Regions from separate parts of the Homo sapiens genome. Here region 1 is linked to region 2. Evidence: chromatin loops called from intact Hi-C (ENCODE). Cell type or tissue: Panc1. All regions are shown on one strand.

Region 1 (8,000 bases), 1.6 Mb after region 2:
TTAGCAGAGTCAGCACAGTCCTGTGAACTCAGTAGAGAGAGTCAAATCTTTCAATTATGCAGTGAAATCTTTCAATTAACTGTCATCTAAACACAACACATGATCTTAGTAGCATGTTGCCCATTGTCAGGACGTTAGGCAAAATAAACTAATCAAAATAAATATTCTTCTTCAGAAGTTACCAGGAAAGCCAGCAACACCCAAGAGCACATGAACATCTATTGAGCGTCTACTATCTTTGAGGTACTCCGTTAAGTACTAGGATCCCTTCCAGAAAAAAATCATGGAATGGCACAGCCGATGTCCTTTGTGTTATAGCATGATGAAGGGAGATAAGACCAGTACGTGAGAAGGGAAATAATGTTGTGAAGTAGACAAGACTGTCTATAGTATGTTGCAGTGGACTGCTGCTTACATATATACCTTTTTAATCACATCTACATATATATAAAAAAGGAGAATGTATTTTGACTTGTTTCAGACATTCTCTTTCCAGAACCTCCATACAAGTTACGTTTATTTCTTAAAATCATCAAAGACCGGCCGGGCGCGGTGGCTCACGCCTGTAATCCCAGCACTTTGGGAGGCCGAGGCGGGCGGATCACGAGGTCAGGAGATCGAGACCATCCTGGCTGACACGGTGAAACCCCGTCTCTACTAAAAATATAAAAAAAAATTAGCCGGGCGTGGTAACGGGCGCCTGTAGTCCCAGCTACTCGGGAGGCTGAGGCAGGAGAATGGCGTGCACCCGGGAGGCGGAGCTTGCAGTGAGCCGAGATCGCGCCACTGCACTCCAGCCTGGGCGACAGAGCGAGACTCCGTCTCAAAAAAAAAAAAAAAAAAAAAATCATCAAAGACCTTCCAAACCAGTGTTAATGAACCTATCCTACATGAATGGATTCAAGATAATTGCTATAGCTTTACTTTTCTAAACAAGCCTTCCTCCCACCCTAACACAATTCCAATTACCCATTACCATAACCGTCCTACGGGAAGTGACCAACAAGTATTATGCATTGATAATTTGCAATGAGTTTATTTCTTCATGTATTCTTACCACAAATAATACACTACTATACCCCTGTATCCCATGTCCCTACAATATTTGGGGTAATTTCCTAAGTTATAGATATAAAATAGATGAGCAAGCTAAGTATAGTTCCTGAACTTGCAGACTAGTGAGGGTTAGAGACAAGTAAACTAGCAAATGTAACATGTTCTGTAAATGTTATGGTAGGGAAAGCACATCGTGCTATAGAGCAGATGAAAGAGTGCTTTGCACAAGCTTGAAAGGATCAGGATAGGTATTAGGAGAAAATGGAATCAGCTGGGTACGGTGGCTCACGCCTGTAATTCCAGCACTTTGGGAGGCCGAGGCAGGTGGATTGCCTGAGGTCAGGAGTTTGAGACCAGCCTGGCTAACATGTTGAAACCCTGTCTCTACTAAAAATACAAAAATTAAGCAGGCATGGTGGCGCACGCCTGTAGTCCCAGCTACTCAGGAGGCTGAGGCAGAAGAATCGCTTGAACCTGGGAGACGGAGGTTGCAGTGAATCAAGATCAGGCCACTGCACTCAAGACAGAGCAAGACTCTGTCTCAGAAAACAAAAAAGAGAGAGAGAGAGAAAATGGAATCTAGGTGGACTAGGTGGAGGCCTAATGGCTGAGAAGAAGGAGTCAGAGCAAGGGAAGTAAGCCATAGAAGAGTTTTTTGGTTTTTTTAAGCAAGAAAAAACATGGTCAAATGAGCATTCAAGGGATATAATTCAGCTGCAGCATGGGAAATGGATTGCAAAGGAGCAAGGCTGAAGTCAAGGAGATCAGTCAGCAGGCTGTCACAGAGATCCAAGTAAAAGATGATGGTGGCCTGATAGAAGGAAACAGCAGAAGAAACTGGTGAAAAAAAAATTTCAATAGTTTCCCAATATATTTAGGAGCCAGAATCAACAGGACTTAGTCATTCTTTGGAGGAACAAAAAGAAATCAAGAATGAATATGAGATTTCTGGCCTAGACACAGATATGGATGCTGACATCAGTGGGATAAGCAGGAAGAACAATATGTGGGATAAACAAAGCGTGAAATGTTGGTCTTACGGAAGTGCCAGTGAGACATGTCAGTGTCTCTGTAGATGTGAGGGCCTACAGTTCTGAAGGTCAGGCAAGGGATCTAGGCTACCAACAACGACTTGGAAGTGATCAGCACGGAAGTGGAATGGCAACTGGGAACCAGAAAAGTGGTTGAGACGGCCCAGGAAAACTGTGCAGAGTGAGAAAGAAGGGCCTAGAGTCAGAGCCCTGAGAAACAGCAGCATTTAACGCAAGGGGAAAGGCAATCACCAAAAGCCTGTGTCTCAGACACTGAGGAAGGAGAACCCTGCAGTCAACAACCCAAGTTTGGAATTCCAAGACTTCTAGTCAAATGGTGGCAACTCTGAAAATGCCCAGTGGTTCAGCCTAACTGGGCCAGCCTTGGGTGCCAACAGAATGAGTCAGGCCAGGAAAAGCCAAAGCTGGGACTTCCAAGAGACCATGGAATTGGACAGAACTCTGAAATCTAAATGAACAAGAGGTCTGGAAAGATAAATACAATTGAGCACATTAGTCCAAGTAGGAAAGTCTACACAGGCCAAACACTGTAAAACAGAGATCAGAGCAAAGCCCCTAATCCTAAGACACAAATCCAGCCAGGAGGGAAGGCTTGAGAAAATGTGTGTGGGTGTGTGTCTATTGAAATGAATAAATCTCAAGGTAATTAAGTGCTGTACATGATTTGTATACGACATATCTCCTTTCCTCTGAGACCTCTTCCTCTCGGGAAATTCTCTTTTTAAAAATATCTGTTACTGGTGCTGAGTAAGGTCTCCTTTGCTAATGTTTAATAATAAGTATCATACTAGAAATGATTTATTTGCTTATAATAAGAAAGTAATTATATTAAGAAAGTAATTTTAATATTCAGCAAAATGACCCCAGTCGCCTGTACCTTCTATAATAAAAAAAAGTTTAAATATACTTTAAGTCTATTGAGGAATTACTACTAAATTTTGGGGAACATATAATGCAGAAATATAAAAATGATTTAAAATATCCAACACAGTCACCTAATTAAATATGGTCTTTGAGAGTATATGGGGGTACTCATATTAGTCCACCTACGATGCTGAAAAGTCAAACCACCAAGTCCTGGTGTATCCAACATGTGCTTATGAAATGTCCAGAGTGCTTATCTGTAGGTTATCCATAGTGATCTTGTTTTAATAAAATTAATAAAATATGAAGCACAAGGAGGTTCATATAAGTGACAAGTGAAGCATATCATATAAGTGAAAGATTATTTTATGCATTTAAGTAGAGTTTTGAAGTACAGACATTTTTCAGGCTTAAAGAAGCTTAACATTCTTTGGTGCCAAAGTAGCCCAAATAACTGCAGTTGACTGAATCAGCAAAACCAAGTTTATGCAGAAAAAGCATTTCCTAGGAAGACAACCTCTCTCTCTGACTAGGCTGGAAAAACAGCATCCGTGCCCAGAGATTCAACCTCCTCCCAGTCAGTTGCCCATCCAAGGCTGAGACGGTCGGGAATCTCACACTTCTGTGTTGCACACTGCCATCTACTGTGTCTCTGCAGCAAGTGGAGCCCCAGACTTTATTTATGATCCCAGGCCTTGATGGTGGGCAGGAAACCAATCCATGAGTATCACTTTCCTTCCTTTCACTTGTGGGAGGTTTTATGAATATCAGGAAAAGATGCAAATGAGAGATGTGCACGTATGCAGTTCGATTCATGGAGATCCATGGGACGATGGTTTTAGGAATGGTTGGGGGGTGCTAAAATTAGACAAGAAATTTCCTCACTGAGAAAAACCAGTTTATAAAATTTGTAATCAATTTTTTGACATCAGGGAGAACAGACAAAAAGACATCCTGGTTTTTTTACAATCAAACCCCAAAGCATACAACTGTAATTAAGATGTCTAAATTATGTATATGTGGAAGAAAAGAAAGCATTCATGCAGATGTTTCAATTATAAAAGAAATACTTGTATAACATTCTTCTAGTGTAACTAGGCATCAGTTTTTTTAAAGGTCAACAGCCTACATTTGGTCTATATGCTCCTATTTTTAATCCTTATACCTAACTTCCTGCCATTTCTCTGCAACAGTAAGACCAAAGAAAGCAGATTGTGCATAACACTGAACTGTCGCACACAGGCTTGTTAGCTGAGCTCTTTAGCAATTCTGATAGATCAGTGGGGAGGGAGAGATTTTGATAGGATTTCATTATGGATTTAATTCACCAAATCACCCATACTGCTAACTGAATACTGGGTGGGTTTCACTTTAATAGGTATTTATAAGCTGTGCCTAGTACATGGTTGGTACATAGTCCTAGTACCTAATTCTGGTGACCTCTTGTAAGGCCAAGTTTGCTAGGAGTTAGCCAGCTGCCGAAAAGCATTGTGCATTAACAGAGAGTTTAAAACACCCCAGTTCCAAACACATTTGTTCCTAATATGATAAACATGTTCTTGTAAAAATTACTCTAAGGAGAATAACAAGTTGAGATGATCCCTTGAGCAGGGAAGTGAGAATTCAGTCCCTGGAAAACAAAAGCATCTAAAAAGATGTAGGAGTTGTGGCAGCATAGTGGGGAGAAAGCAAGGGCATTGAAAGAAAAGGAAGAAGGAACTCCTGCTTTACTATTTGATTCTGGTTTGTTCTTACCCACTTGTTCCTCAATTTAAAAGCTAAGAAGGCTCCATTACAATTTTTTTAAGTTGACTATGTCAAGGGAAGAATAGTTTTGTTGTTGTTGTTTTTTAGCAGCCAGTTTTACTTAAAGACCTTTGCAAGAATAACTTGCTTTTCAGCCTTCACAGCTCTGCAGATCTTTCAGAGGCAGTCTGAATTCCTTTTCAAGGAAAGTTAACGGTTGCAAAGCCATGGCTGTCCCTTAGGTAAGGGAGAACACAGCAAAAATTCTGCATTTCAGCTGTTCTGATTCATTTCCCCTCCAGACTGATCTGACATTTTAGTACAATCCAGCTCCTGTAGAGTTAGAGGAGGCTTCAGACCTCTAACTGTGACCACCCACAGCTCTCATTACTCAAGGGACTAAACAAAATCACTGATTTTTCTCCTCTTCAAAGTGAGATGGGTTTGTAGAAGAGGAAAGTGTTTTGCTCTTTCTCATACTTCAAAATATTTATTTATCTCATTTTTCTAATTAGTTTCTAGGATGGGCAAGGCCAAGCAAACTGTGATTTGGGCTCTCATTTTAAACTTCCTCTGCTAGCATCATGCTTATACAAGTTCATCCAGAAATTCTCCAAGTCTTCTGTTTTTCCTTCCTTTCTGTATGTGCCTGCCCAAAGAACTCCCCACATCTCCCACCACCTTGGCCATTATCCCAGGCTAAGCCAATATTATCTCTAGCCTAACTGCCACAGCAGCCTCCTAAATGGTGGCTCTGTATCCACTCTGTACCCCTTTCAGCCTCAGACCCTTTACTCTGAGCCCCCTGGTTAAAACTCTTTAGTGGATCCCCATTGTCCCTGAGATAAAGACTGAAATCCTTACACAAGCCTACAAGGCCAGGTTTTGCTCAGTGTCTGGGTGTGTCTATCTCTTTGATCTGGGCTCCCACCACACTCCCCCTTTATTCGCCATACACAATCCTTCCTTCAGTTCTATGACATGCTACACCCTGCCCCACAGTACCTGAGCGTGTTCTGATAAAATACTCTCTTGTCCTGGAGGTCACCTCCCTCCCCTCATCATCTAGTTTATTTCTCCCTAGCCTTTAAACATTACTTCTCCTGAAAGCTTTCTCTGAGCATAAACCTAGATATCTTTCTTTGACAAACTGTCTTCTGGAACTTCACTCTTTCCCTTTGGGGTAATTATTTTGGTATATAATTACTAGTGTGTTTTTATTTTTATCAAATAATCAAATTGTTTAATGTGATCATTGGTTTACAATCTGTCTCCCTTAATAGACTATGAATTACATGAGGGGATAAACAGTTTCTACTCACCGTTATATCCTGAGCACCCAGCCAGGGTCAGCTTCGTGGATGTGTGAGCTACACAGTTACATAGAAGAGCTTAGAAGGGCTGTATGCCTTGTTTAATGCTCTGCTGTCGCCGTCTTAAAATTCTTAATTTTGGAACAAGGAACTCCATATTTTAATTTAGAACTGAGACCTGCAAATTATGTAGTCTATCTTGCAACTAGAATAGGGCTTGACATACTGAAGGTACTCAATAAATATATCTTCAATGAATGATTATCTACAGAATAACTAATACACAGATGACTATGCAGCCAATTTTGCACATGAAATTCACAAATTTGTATCTTTGTGAATTTCATGTGCAAAAGGAAGGCCCTTCAAAATATACCTGTCTCTTACTAACTTACACCTGAAATCCTCATAACACAGTTAAAACATTTTATTAACAATTAGACGGAGGCTAAAACTTCTGATCTCCCTAAGAGAAATAACAAAACAAGTTCACTGAGGTATATAGCTCTGTTATTGTGATTTTCATTAAGACAAGACTTGTGGAGGAAAGAGGAAAAGAATGGTGGCCCAGTCCTATACTGAACATTATCAAAAGGCTGAAAGTGCTGAAGTCAGACCTCATCTACTTTCTGGTGTTACATGGAACCTACTCTATCACTTGTCAAGCATGTACTACCACTAGATTCCTTGATTAGGTCAACGTCAGACATGAATTTTATTAACTCATATAGTGAAATTTGGTTTCCAGGAGGCTTTTCCTAGATGCGTGATCCAAGACAAGTTATTTAACCTCTGAAACTTAGTTTTCTCATCTGTGAATTAGGGAAAATAGAGCCTAATTTATAGTACTGTGAGGATTAGAGATAATATTTGTAAAGCACTTATCATTCTGGCATGTAGTCACAACTCAAATCATCACAATGATAATACTAAAAAGAGGCAGAAGTCACCAGTGGGGTTTATATGTATACCACCATTTGCTTAACATTTACTCAAGAAAAAGTATTTTTCCTTGCTTCATTTACCATTTACTGATTGTACTGAGTAACAAAATTTAGAAGTTATTTAATAGAATTAACCTCTTGATATTTATTTGAAGCTGGCTTTATATTATACAAATAATGTTACTATTAATCCAAGTGGTTTGAAAGTGAGTTAACCCTTTCCCATCCTGTGGAAGTAATCAGACGGACTCAAAGATCTTTATATATATGTGTGTATATATATATGTGTGTGTGTGTATGTGTGTGTGTGTGTATGTGTATATATGTGTATATATATGTGTGTGTGTATATATATATTATATATATATATATTTAGGGTTTCTTTGTTTTTTTGTTTGTTTGTTTGTTTGTTTGAGACAGAAACTCACTCTGTCGCCCAGGCTGGAGTGCAGTGGCACAATCTCAGCTCACTGAAACCTCTGCCTCCTGGGTTCAAGTGATTATCCTGCCTCAGCTTCCTGAGTAACTGGGATTACAGGCACACGCCACCACACCTGGCTAATATTTGTATTTTTGGTAGAGATAGGGTTTCACCATGTTGGTCAGGCTGGCCTCGAACTCCTGACCTAGTGATCCACCCGCCTCAGCCTCCCAAAGTGCTGGGATTACAGGCGTGAGCCACCACTCCTAGCCAAAGCTCTTTATACTTTAAAAATATTTCAAGGATTACTTTTTATCACTGGAAGTAGTGTGTCCATTAAACCTAGACTTTATTTCTACTTACTAATGAGTGACTGTGTTACAATCTTCTCACTAACCTGCAGAGATGAGCAAGGAGCTCTGTTGTCCCAGAATTGAATTATTGACCTAGGATACAGTTGGTCCCAGAGGGAATTGGTGATAAAATGATAAAACTGGGCCAGAGATTGAGCAAGTAGTGAGTGGAGGTACAGAAGCTAATTTCTAAGATCATGGTAGTAGAGATGAAGATATGCTCTTGTATTTTTTCAGTTTGTTACAAAAGA
Region 2 (8,000 bases):
AACCTTAAATGAGAAAAAGATAAAGAGTATTCTGGTTAAGACATAAATTACAAAAACTGCCTGTATCAGTCAGGGTTCAGCCAGAGAGGCAGAATCAATAAGATACATATGTTTATAGGAATGGATTTGACTTAAACATGCATGAGGGCTGGCTAAGCAAGCCCAGAGTCCATAGAGCAGGCAGCTGGGAAGGGAAGGTCATAAGCTAGCTGGAATCCCATGAGCTTGAGCTGAAGCTTGGAGTCTCTGAACTTTAGGAAGAGTCTAGTTGCTCCTTAAAAGGGCTTTGGCTTGACTAAATCAGGCCCAACCAGTATGATGCCCCTTTTTTATTAGCTCAAAATAAACTGACTTGGGACTTTAATTATGTCTATACAATCTCTGCTCAGCAGCACCTAGATTAGCATTTGGCAAAACAATTGGGATAAGGTGTGGATAGTCCACAAAATGGCCACTGCCCCCATCCATCCTCCAACTCTGAAGAGAGAATATCCTTGTGGTCCACCCTATCCAGAAACATGCTAGAGAGGGAATTCTGGGGGGTACAGTCCAAGCCATAACACTGTCATTCTAAGACAAATTTTCAGGTGGAGGATACAATTCTTAAGATTCTGAAAGTTGAAAATACAAATTATATTCTGTCTTTAATAGTCATAAGGTATAAGTTTCTCCATGAAGTATTGCAGGACTTTATTACTATTAAATGAGAATGTCTTATTTCAGAAACCATTCACATTTTAGTTATATTTTATTTTGTATTAAGTAATATACACATTTAATTTAACAAAGTAGAATATACATTTATAATTTAAATAAAAGATATTCATAAATAGGACCAAACTTACAATCAGGACACTAATTTTATAAGGAAAAGTCAAAGGACCTCTGTTTTCATCCATGGCTTAGCTTCTAATTAGCTTAGTCTCCTTGGCCAAATCAGATCTGAGTTTTCTCATGAGTAATATGAGGTAGCTGACTAGACTCACTCCAAGATCTTTCAAGATCTAGAAGTCTGTTGGCAGCATTCGCAAAACAAATGATAAATTATTTCTTAAAATTTGTCTCTTCTTAAAAACTGTCTATATGACATTATTGACTACTTACATGCAAATTCACTCAAATGATTCAATATCTCCTGCAAAATTAGCAAAAGTTTCTATTGTTTTTTATATTCATTACTTTCTAGAAATCTGTATTTTATCATGGACCATTGACCTCCTTCAAGCAAATCCTCTTAGGCAAGCTTCAGAATGCGTCAGCCTTCACTGGATGGAAAATTTGAACTGCAGTGGGCTCCCTATACCAAGGTTGAACTGACAGGCTGGTTGTGGTGGCTGACGCCAGTAATCCCAACACTTTATTTGGGAGGCCAAGGTGGGCAGATTGCTTGAGCCCAGAAGTTCAAGACCAGCCTGGGCACATGCAAAACCTCATCTGTACAAAAAAAAAAAAAAAAAAAAAAAAAAAGAAAGAAAAATTAGCCAGATGTGGTGGCACACACTTGTAGGTGGAATTAAAGCTGTAAAACTACATTCTTCAAATGGAGCCCCAGATGCAGTCCATGACTAAGATCTACCACAGACCACTGGACCGGCCTGCTAGCCCATGCTCCAATGTTAATGACATCGAAGGCACCCCTCCCGAGGAAATCTCAACTGCAAAACCCCTACTACACCCCAATTCAGCAGGAAGCAGTTAGAGCAGTCGTCGGCCAACCTCCCCAACAGCACTTGGGTTTTCCTGTTGAGATGGGGGACTGAGAGACAGGATGAGCTGGATTTCCTAGGCTGACTAGGAATCCCTAAGCCTAGCTGGGAAGGTGACTGCTTCCACCTTTAAACATGGGGCTTGCAACTTAGCTCACATCTGACCAATCAGGTAGTAAAGAGAGCTCACTAAAATGCTAATTAGACAAAAACAGGAGGTAAAGAAATAGCCAATAATCTATTGCCTGAGAGCATAGTGGGAGGGACAATGATGGGGATATAAACCCAGGCATTCAAGCTGGCAATGGCTACCCTCTTTGAGTCCCCTCCCTTTGTATGGGAGCTCTGTCTTCACCCTATTAAATCTTGCAACTGCAAAAAAAAAAAAAAAAAGAAAGAAAATGAGGCTTCTGAGTGATGGTGGAGAACAGTGGCTGGAAGAATAGAACATCTACATGTATCAGTGATTTCTTCTGCATTCTCTATATCTCCCTGGAGCCCTTCTGATATGAATTAATCTCTCTCCCTCCCTCTCTCTCTCTCTCTCCCTCACTCTCTCTCCTCTCTGGCACAGTTTTTTTGTTCCAAGAATTTAAGTTACTATTCCCTCATCTTTTAGAAATGTAAAGTGGTACCTGGTGAGGCCTGTTCTGCATCCTAGAAGGAAGCAAGCAGCACACTGCATCTTAGAAGGAAGCAAGCAGCACACTGCTTCCCACTGTGACCCACAGCAGGTCATTTAGGCCATGCTCCCCATCTGACATTTGTACCTGGAGTAGTTGTTGTGTCTTCATGTGACAGGCAGGGCCAAACCAGGCCACTATCTTTGCTGAGAGCTTCTTCTTGGCAGACTACAGTATAAACACTTGGGGAAAAGGCAGTTGTAAAAGAGGAGAGGAAAGGAGGGGAAGGTGTGTGGAGCAGTCACAGTTCTGAGTTGGAATCCTCCAGGGAGGATCACCCTTAAATCATAGTGCATCAGCCTACAAGTGTGAGACCTAACAGAGCCAAGGTGGGGGGTACATGGAAAAAACAGGGATGGAAGGAGGTAGAGACAGTGCCCAGCATGATGCAGGAGGGCTGGGGTCCTTGAAGGCAGCCAGCCAGCTTGCTTTGCTCACCTGTTTTTCTGCATGGACCTTTGGATTATTTTAACACCAGATAGTACAACACATCCTCTTTTCCTGCTCCCTGAGCTTCCAGGGCAGCTCAATAGTTCAAACAGAGATTGGGAGCTTTGGCTTTGGAAGCCAAAGCAGTCATTTCTCTGAATGTCATTGTCTCTAGATTCCCTTTTCTACTTGAAGAGAGCTTGGCTGGTGTCTCTACCCTGAAGAGTTCTCTACCTGGATTATAGGCTCTCTTGCCATGGTTAGAAGCCCCCAAATTACAGAGGGGTTCATTATTAGTGAAATTGAGGCCCAGAGGGAGGCCAGGAGGACACTTACCAGGATGAGCTCTGTGATCATGGGAAATAGGGATTACATTGTCACTTTTACAGAAGAGGAGAGGGAGGCTTGCAGCTTAAGTGGCTCGCCCAGAACAAAGCTAGTAGGAGCTGCAGCCAGAATTTAAAACCAGGGCTGAGTTCAAGACAACACACTTTGCCTCCAACTCCAAACGTCTGCTTGTTCACTGTTACCTGTCACTTTGCCTTGTCCTTCCCCCCAGTGCACATGCATGAGCACAGATGCACACACCCCTACAGGGAAAGACTCGGCCTTCAACTTCCCTGATAAAGTTAAATGACCCTTCAGTTCGTCTCCACACCTCCAAATTTCTGAATGTCCTCATTCTTTTATTCTTCCTTTCTTTCTATTTAAAAGATGAAGTGTATTTCAGTCTTATTACATCATCCTTTTTAAGGTTAGACCTGTTCCCTTGGTGCCCCACAACTTCTCCAAGATCTGGCTTTACTTATTAATCTTCTTTCTGGCACCTTCATTTCTCCCCTGTCCACTCATCCTTCCTCTTAGAACTCTAAATATGATAAAAAATATCTTCTTAAACACCAAGATAGCATTCCTATAACCACACTGCCCCCTCAAGCATCTGCCCTGTCCTTCCTATCACCAAACATCTTGAAAGAATAGTTTGTACTGACTTCCTGTCACCCACTCTGGCCTTTCCAATGAGGTCTCTGCCTCTGTGCTGTAGGTTTTTTTCCTAACAGCTGGGTTAATTCCATCTGTTATATTCAGTGGCTTCTTGCCTTCCTCTGACCAAAAGTTTTATGTTAAACTCTGTTTTCATTTTGCATTGTCTTCCTCGACAATTTCACCCTTTCCTAAGGCTTCTAACATTATCTCTATTTCTATAATTGCCAAATCATATCATCATCCCTGAATTCTCTTCATAGAACATAGGCATGACTCACGGACTGCCAAAATGAAAAAATGTATAAAACCCTGAAATGAAAGTGGAGGCAGATGGTCCTAGATGATAGATGGCAGGTATGATTAAAGCTGCCGGGGATGACAGAAGTATGGAGGGATCCCAAGCCCTTCCTCCCCAGGTCAGCTTTTCCCAGCTTTATATTATCTGCCAAGACACTCATGCTGCGCTCACATATTCTTTTCTCATCAAGACTATCCTTTCCTCTATTCCATCATGTTCTTCCTCAATTCTGAGTTCAGATAACTCTTAGACACAATTCTCAATATTCTTGGCCTTGCCTCTTGTTCTAGCACTGTTTATAACATCCATTTCCACAAAGGCTTGGACTGACTTCAGGTAAGAGCAGGAAAACCCAGTGCCACTACCTGGGATGACTGTGGGGGAATGGCCAGCACAGTGCTAGGGCAAAGTGTGAATGACAGAATGCCCTGTGGGACAGTTGTTGACCCACGGAGGATGGAAGGTGATGGATAAATTCTTCCCTTGTCTTCTTATTTAGTAAGTCTTCTCAGAAGATTCCTGTAGAATTGAGCCTCCACAATGGTGGCTACCTGATAAAGCATCTTTGTCCTGGCTTCCTGCTTATTCCCTTTTGCATTTTCTCATTCCTCATTCCTACTCCCTGCAATCACATTACCAAATAAACTACTGTCAAATGACAAAATTACAACAAATTTACTTATAAATCATATGGGCTTTCATTTGTGATTCATGAATCCAGTCAGCTTCCATTCTAAAAAATAGGATGAGAGTTCCCACTGGGCAATGACAAAATACTCGGTTAGGCAGAAACAAGGAAACAGAATAATGAGGGGAAAAAAAGCTGATTGGTTAACATCGGGTTACTTCAGGCTACTTTTTTTGGTGAAGGTTAAAGCATAGGGAACTTCCCAATTACACTGACTCAGCAAGACTGGAATCTCCTGTTTTCAGGAAAAACTGATCTGTTTGGGGATCTGTCTGCTTCCTTAAAGTTTCCGTTCAACTGTGTGGCATTTGGTTTGTTCTGTACAACTGGGGCCTCATGGAGGAGCTCAGTAGAAAACAGTGGCTTCCCACAATTTTTGTTTGACATCGCCCACATGTAAGTCTTTCTTTCAGGCTCCACTTTGGGGAAATCCAAGCTAAGATTTGGAAAAACAGTTAATTATATTATGTAGCCTGTAAGATATGTTATGATAAATATGTATTACAGTGAAAACACAAAGGAAAGCACCAAAACTATACATAGGAATTGGGGAACTCTTCCCAGAGGAAGTGATGTCCACTTGACAGTAAAGGGTAAATAGCCAGAGGGAGTGGGAGGAAAATATTGGGGGCTGGGAGAGCAAACTTACAAGACAGAAAAGGATGTGTAAAGGCCTGGAGGTGATAAAGAATATGACACACTTTTATTAATGGTGGGTGTCACAATAGTCCCAGTAACCCAGGCTCAAAATCCCCTTGTGACCCTTGATTTTTCCTCCACCCAGGACCTTGACTCCTGATAATCACAAGGTTCCACTGGTGCTGCCTCCTCCACATTCGTTCCACTACGTTTCCTTCTTAGGGTGAAATCCTCGGTTCAGGCCCTCCTCCCTCCCTGTTGGCCATTGCTACAGCCTCCTAACTAGGATCTCATGCTCCTCCACCAATTCATACTGCACTCTGCAGTCAGAACAATGTTCTCAAAACTCTGAACCACCTCTTTCCTATTTGAACACCTCCAGTAGTTCACCCAGTTATGACTGCTTTCCCCTCAAGTTTACTTTATTGCTAAAAAATGCTAATAATTATCTGAGCCTTTGGCAAGTTGTAACCTTTTTCTAGTGGAGAGTCTTGTCTTGATGTTGCTGGCTGCTGATCAGCGTGGCAGTGGCTGAAAGTTGGAGTGGCTGTGGCAATTTCTTAAAACAAGAAAATGAGGCTTGCCTCATCAATTGACTCTTCCTTCCACAAAAGAGTTCTCTGTAGCATGCAATGCTGTTTGATAGCATTTGCCCACAATAGATTTTTTTCAGAATTGGAGTCAGTCCTCTCAAACCTTGCTGCTGCTTAATAACTAAATTTATGTAGTATTCTAAATCCTTGGTTATCATTTCAACAGTGTTCATAGCATCTTCACCAGGAGTAGATTCCACCTCAATAAATAATGTTATTTGCTCACCCATAAGAAACAACTTCTCCTCCATTTAAGTTTGATCATAAGATTGCAGCAATTCAGTTACATCTTCACATCTTCATCTTCACTTCTAATTTTAATTTTCCAGCTATTTCCAACTCAATCTGTAGTTACTTCCTCCACTGAAGTCTTGAACCCCTCAACATCATCCACGAGGACTGAAATCAACTTCTTTCAAACTTCTGTTAATGTCAATATTTTAATCTGAATCTAATGGCATCTAGAATGGTGAATCATTTCCAGAAGGTTTTCAGTTTAATTTGTTTATCAGAAGAATCACTATCTATGACAGCTATAGACTTATGAAATGAATTCTTAAATAATAAAATTTGAAAGTCAAAATTACTCCTCAATCTATGGGTTTCAGAATGAATGTTGTGTTAGCAGGAATGAAAACAACATTCATCCCCTTGTATATCTCCATCAAAGCTCTTGGGTGACTAGGTGCATTGTCAATGAACAGTAATCTTTTGAAAGGAATTTTTTTTTTCTTCTGAGCAGTAGATCTCAAAAATGGACTTAAAACATTCAGTAGACAATGCTGTAAACTGATGTGCTGTCATCTAGGCTTTGTTGTTCACTTACAGAGCACAAGCAGAGTAGATTTAGCATACTTTTTAAAGACCCTAGAATTTTTGGAATGATAAATGAGCACTAGCTTCAACTGAAAGTCACCAGCTGCATTTAGCCCCACCAGGAAAGTCAGCCTGTCCTTTGAATCTTTGAAGCCAGGCATTGACTTCCTCTCTCTAGTTATTAAGTCCTAGATGGCATCTTCTTACAATACAGTATAAGGTTGTTTTGTCTTCATTGAAAATCTGTTGTGTTCAACCTGAGAAAGCTGATTGAGTAAAAAAGAAGGAAATGTATTGTTTAGTGTAGTCACCTTCATCAGTGACCCTTGGATAACTTGCTGAAGCTTCTTTATCAGCACTTGCTGTTTCACCTTCTACTTTTATGTTATGGAAATGGCCTCTTTCCTTACACGTCACAAATCAACCTCTGCTAGCTTCAAATTTTTCTTCTGCAGCTTCCTCACCTTTTTTAACCTTTATAGCATTAAAGAGAGTTGGATTCTTCCTCTGGATTAGGCTTTGGCTTATGGGAGTGTTGTGTCTAGTTTGAACTTCCATCCAGACCACTAAACCTTTCTCTATATCAGCAATAAGGCTGTTTGGCTTTCTTTCTTTCTTTTTTTTCTTTTTTTGACAGAGTCTTGCTCTGTGACTCAGGCCGGAGTGCAGTGGCACAATGTTGGCTCACTGCAACCTCTGCCTCCCAGGTTCAAGTGATTCTCCTGCCACAGCCTCCCGAGTAGCTTGGACTACAGGTGTGCATCACCATGCCTGGCTAATTTTTATATTTTCAGTAGAGACAGGGTTTCACTGTCTCTACTAAAAATATGGAGTTTCACCATGTTGTCTAGGCTGGTCTCGAACTCCCGACCTCAAGTGTTCTCCCGCCTCGGCCTCCCAAAATGCTGGGATTACTGGTGTGAGCCACTGTGCCCAGCCTTTCTTTTCATTCTTGTGTTCATTTGAGTAACACTTGTAATTTCCTTCAAGAACTTGCCCTTTGAATTCACGGCTTTGCTATTTGGCGGAAGAGGCCTAGCTTTGGCCTATCTTAGCTTTGGACATGTCTTCCTCAATAAGCTTAATCATTTCTAGCTTTTGATTTAAAATGAGACACATAGAACTCTTCCTTTCACTTGAATACTTAGGGGCCACTATAGG

What was found. A loop is a pair of places that touch in the nucleus more often than their neighbours do. Peaks named below come from ENCODE experiments on the same cell type or tissue, not always from the same donor. Only the 100,000 strongest peaks of a DNase experiment are listed, where the experiment ranks them.
Region 1: it touches region 2 in a loop (2.5-fold over the local background); 15 of 110 quality-filtered maps call a loop at or near these places.

The regions. Positions count from the first base shown.
Region 1 is chr6:112,332,970-112,340,969 of GRCh38, reverse strand. No RefSeq gene overlaps it. Among named protein-coding and RNA genes, the nearest start is that of RFPL4B, 10 kb to the left of the region's middle. In Panc1, CTCF peaks have their summits at 3,382 and 3,622 (motif pointing left); a DNase peak (open chromatin) is centred at 3,599; H3K27ac peaks cover 279 bases.
Region 2 is chr6:113,891,037-113,899,036 of GRCh38, reverse strand. No RefSeq gene overlaps it. Among named protein-coding and RNA genes, the nearest start is that of LINC02880, 9.4 kb to the left of the region's middle. In Panc1, no CTCF peak of the experiment used is centred here; no DNase peak of the experiment used is centred here.